Linked DNA regions of Mus musculus: region 2 is linked to region 1. The links are chromatin loops, found by intact Hi-C in ENCODE. Cell type or tissue: left cerebral cortex. All regions are shown on one strand.

Region 1 (2,500 bases):
GAGAACATATAGCCAGAAGGAGAACTACAGAAGCCAAACAGCAAGGTTTGTACATTTAAAGACTTTCCCAGAACTACAGACTTAGATGGATTAGGTCTTTGTTTTCATTTTGGCTAGTGGTTCTGTCTACATGCTGAGTTTTGTGGCTGAGTTTTCTACCATGAAGTCAATTGTGTTAAGGTCTGGGAACATGTCATATGCTTTAGTATTTTCTTTGTTACTGCAATAACCTCATGAAACAGCATATTTGCATATGGAACTTGAAGTGCTAATCTGTATTCCTGCGCCAAAGTCACTTATTTTGGCTCGAGAATATTCTCTCTCTCTCTCTCTCTCTCTCTCTCTCTCTCTCTCTCTCTCTCAGTCTCTCTCTCTCTCTCTCTCTGTGTGTGTGTGTGTGTGTGTGTGTGTGTGTGTGTGTGTGTGTGTGTGTGTGAGACATAGTCTCAATTTTCAGACTAGCCTTGAACGCAGAAATCTGCCTGCCTCTGCCTCCTGAATGCTGGGACTAAAGGCACAGCGGCACCAAGCCTAGGCTAAGACTAAAACAAGAATGGGGAGGGAGGAAGAGGGGAGGAAAGGAGGGAAGAATGGGAGAGAGGGAGGAAGGGAAGAATGGGAGGGAAGAAGGAAAGAAAAGAGATGGGGATTAGATTAGATAAGAATTAGATCAGGCTTGGTGGGCGACTGTGTGCTGCCATGTGGGTACTGGGAATCCAGCCTGGGTCCTTCTCCAGCTCCTAGAATTTTATCTCTATCCAAGGTGGCTGGGACCCAAATCTCCCGGGCTTCACGCCAGGACGGAAGCGGAAGTGACGCCTGCAAAGGCCCGACTCTTTTCTAGTGATGGCTGCGTCCTGTAGTTCTCAGTGTCTTCACCTCCGGTTCATCTTTACGTCTAGGAAGTCGCCGAGGCAAGGATGGGGGGTGACGGCGGCCGTGGAGGGTCAGTTTAAGGCGTGGCTGTGTGTGCAGCTCGCCGAGGGGCGGTCCCCGTAGGCCCGAAGCCTAGGACGGGCGGGTCTCACGGGCACCCCGCCTCCCTCTGGCGAATGCTCTCCAAGCTTCCATCTGCTCGCTCGCCCTCTGCAGAAGCCGCCTTCCAGATTCCTCTTCCAGCACAGAAGCCCGCCACGGGCCATCTCTCTGCAGCCGCCGCCTCCACTGCACAGCCCAGCGATTGTGGAGCTCGGGTGAGCGCCCCAGGCTGTGATTTGTTCCTTGCAGAGTGTGGCTTTGTCTTTGGCATCGTCTGATTAATTCTGCCACATGACATTCGGGTAGAAAAAGTATTCGTAGGTATCTAGGACTAAACATTTCTATTTGGAGGTCAATCTTTATTATTTGGCTTTTCCAGAACTCGCTAGGTAGACCAGGCTGACCTAAACTCCTGGAGATCCGCCTGCCTCTGCTGGCATTAAAGGCTTTTGCCACCGCCTGCTAAATGTTTATTTCCTTAATCTTAACCTTTTTTCATTTTCCATGCCTTTCCTTCCTCACTCTCTCCATTTCCTTTCTCTTTCTTCACCTCTCCTCCTCTTGACTTTACTGCTAGTAGAACTGCTCATTCAGTGAGCTACTAACCCTTGCCCTGAACATTTTATACATAAAGTACAGATACTGTGTGATTATGGCTTTCTACTGGTGAGAATGGGAGTACCCTGTTCTCTTTATTTGAAGTTTCCAGGCCTGTACATCCCTATAGAGTTTAAAAAAAAAAAAAAAAAAAAAAAAAAGAAAAGAAAAAGAAAAAAGAAAGAAAGAAAAAGAAAAAAAAGTGGGAATTACCCTGGCTCAGCTCAGAGATCAGTTCCCATGGGTTGGTCTTACTTTCCACCATCTGGGCGCTGGAGATCAGGCTCTCTGGCTTGGCCTTTACTCGCTGGTTCATCTCCATGGCCTCTGTTTTTTGTTTGTTTGTTTTTTGTTTTTGTTTTTTTAGAGACAGTGTTTCTCTGTATAGCCCTGGCTGTCCTGGAACTCACTTTGTAGACCAGGCTGGCCTCAAACTCAGAAATCTGCCTGCCTCCGCCTCCGCCTCCGCCTCCGCCTCCGCCTCCGCCTCCGCCTCCGCCTCCGCCTCCGCCTCCGCCTCCGCCTCCCAAGTGCTGGGATTAAAAGCGTGCGTCACCACGCCCGGCTCCATGGCCTCTGTTTGTTCTCTGAAGTAGGGTCTCAGGTAGCCCAGGCTATCATACACCTTGCTATGTAATTGAGGCTGACTCTGAACTCCTAATTCCCCAGCCTTTACCTCCCAGGAGTTGGAATTTCTGGTGTCTAGCATCATGCCTGGTTCTATAGGTAACTTTTGAAGAGTCTCAAGTTCTTTAAGAAAGTCATGTTTTGCTATTTCTGAGTGAAATCAAACGTTATATTTAAAAATTAGTGTGTTCCCCTTCCCACTTACTCCCACATACTTAGAGTAGCTCCAAAGGAGAGGTTTGAAAGCTGCAGTAAGGATTGATAATAAGTAACATAGGCTTCGGGGCCACAGGGTCTA
Region 2 (2,500 bases), 69 kb before region 1:
CTGCAGCATTTAGGAAAAAAGATGTTGATATTAACAGTAGTTAAGAGCATTTGCAGCTCTTCCACAAAGTGGCTAACTACTGACTCGCAACACCAGGATTAGGGGATCAAATGCCCTCTTCTGGCTTCCACTGGCATAGTGCATATGGTATACAGACATCGAGTCAAAATACCTGAGCACATAAAATAAATAAAGGGTTTTTTTTTAAATTTAAAATGCAAGTGGCTGGGTTTATACTACAGTTAGTACTGCTTGCAAAGAATGCACAAAACCCTGGATTATACTTCCAGCTCCTCACGAATCAGGTCTCTAATCCCAGCTCTCAGAGGATGAAGAGGAAGGAGGATTAGACATTCAAGACCATCCTCTGCAACATGCTGAGTTCAAAACCAGTCTGGGCTATGGGAGACTGCATCTTTCAAAAAAGAAAAATTGCAAATACAAGTTGTGCATGAAGACTGAGGAACAAAGACAGACTTCGAGGCCAGCAGGAGGGAAATGGTGAGACTTTGTCAAACAAGAACAGAATAGGCTTAGAGATGAAGCTCACTGGCAGAACAGTTACCTAATACTCCTGAGGCAAAGGACTATAGCATTTTTAGCACCATAAAAATACAATAAACTATTCTGCGCAAGGGCCAGAGACAGCTTAGAGGTTAACAGTATTTGCTATTCTTCTGGAGGCTCCAAGATTACCAGCACCCCCATGGTGTCTCACAACCATCTGTAATTCCACATCCAGAAATCTGGCACTCTCTGTGGACTCTAAGATCACTGCATACACATGGTGCACAGACATAGAGGTAAGTAAAACACACACACACAATTTTTTTTTTTTAATTTAATTAAAAAGACCTCCGCAATGCATTTAGTGAAGAGAGTGGAAGGTGAGATGGAGGGTTCTCTTGTCAAATGAAAACCACACTCTTAGGCTTCCAGCACATCCCGAGCTTCCGGCCAGGGAAACACTACACCCATTGGCTCTTCAGGAGACAACCTTCGACCTACTTGATAACCCTCACTCTGGGGAGATGGCTGGAAGCAGGAAGCTCATTTCTCTAATGAACTTTCAAAAGCACCTGCTGCTATAACTCGACTCACAAAAGTGCAAAACCCATGTCCAGCATGCAGGTCTCGACACACCAAGTTACACAATAACCCACCGAACCCATGTACCACGACCAACAAAAAGAAAGACAGCCAGTGGAGGGTGGTGTGGGCATGAGATTGTGTATGCGACTATATGTAAATGCATGTGTACATACTGTGGCCAAAGGGAAATGAGAGGAGGTCCTTTGACCGATATATACACAAAACACATGCATACACACAGAATAAGAAAAAATAAATCCTATAAAAAGAAACAGTCTGAGGATGTAGCTCAGCTGCCAGCATGCTTGCCTAGCACTCATGGAACCCTGGTTACATCCCCAGCACGGTAGCCAGGCTGCTGAGGAGACTGTAAACCCAGCACGTGGAAGGCGAGGAACAGCGTCATCCTTGGCTAGCGAGTGAGTTCTAGGCGAGCCTGGGATACACAAGACCTTGCCTCATAAAAAATTAATTTTTGTATTCTGAATAAACCCTTCTATCACTGTTCCCAGGTATAGGCTACCTAGCAGCAAATTAAAAGAAGGGATTACTAGGCTAGCAATATGACTCAGTGGGTTAAGACTGACAGCCTGAGTTAATTCCTAAACCTATAGTGGAAAGAGAAAACTCAGAGGCATCACTCTCACACACACAAACTCCTCTCCCTCTCTCACCTGAGGTTACCCTGACTCCACAGTCATACGCACACACTCACACTTCATATAAACACATATGTCATACACACAGATGTTTTTAAAAAGCAGAAGATGAATGAATGTTTGCTGTTTGCCTTGCCAGGACACATGTACAGTGACTCATAAGGAACTGCCCACCATTTGTCTGGACAATCAAGGGTATACAAAGACAAGACTGGTGACAAGAACATCTGTATGAAGTTACTATGGGTATGGAGCACACACTTTTAACTCCAACACTTGGAAGGGAATTCCAAGTCAGCTTAGGCAACAGAGCCTGTCTCTATCTGCCCCCTCCTCTCCTGTCTATCTCTCTATCTGGCTGTCTCTGTCTCTCTCATACACACACACTGGACTGCCTTGTCTGAAAGGTTACAAGGTATCAGGTATCTGTGACCTGCCGAATCCCGTAGGTTCACTGGCAGGATGCACTCAGTAGTACCGAGTGCTCACCTGGCAGCTCCAAGGCCTGGCTTCACCCCTTACACAAGGTAAAGGGGATGTACTTGAGCTGTTTGCAGTGCATCTTGGAATTCCTCCCTCTACTCAAATAGCCCTTCCCCTCCCTGAAGTAGTACCCATGGTAACCCAGCTCCTGGAACTTTTGATAAATGCTGACACACCCTGGGGGCTGGAATTATTCCATGGGTAACAACCAGAAATTTCCTTTGCCAAGATCAACTGCCAGAGGGACCTGAAGGGGCCAGACAGCT

Evidence for each region. A loop is a pair of places that touch in the nucleus more often than their neighbours do. Peaks named below come from ENCODE experiments on the same cell type or tissue, not always from the same donor. Only the 100,000 strongest peaks of a DNase experiment are listed, where the experiment ranks them.
Region 2: it touches region 1 in a loop (2.1-fold over the local background); 5 of 42 quality-filtered maps call a loop at or near these places.

Annotation. Positions count from the first base shown.
Region 1 is chr9:20,580,486-20,582,985 of GRCm38, forward strand. It overlaps Zfp846 (zinc finger protein 846), which reads left to right and starts at 843. Exons shown (of 6, transcript NM_172919.2): 1 at 843-1,193. Gm51704 (a long non-coding RNA gene) reads right to left here. Exons shown (of 2, transcript XR_003948290.1): 2 at 1-2,500. In left cerebral cortex, a CTCF peak has its summit at 1,074; a DNase peak (open chromatin) is centred at 927; H3K4me3 peaks cover 1,168 bases; H3K27ac peaks cover 665 bases.
Region 2 is chr9:20,511,897-20,514,396 of GRCm38, forward strand. All of the region lies in intron 2 of Zfp266 (zinc finger protein 266), which reads right to left. Among named protein-coding and RNA genes, the nearest start is that of Zfp266, 8.3 kb to the right of the region's middle. In left cerebral cortex, no CTCF peak of the experiment used is centred here; a DNase peak (open chromatin) is centred at 1,467.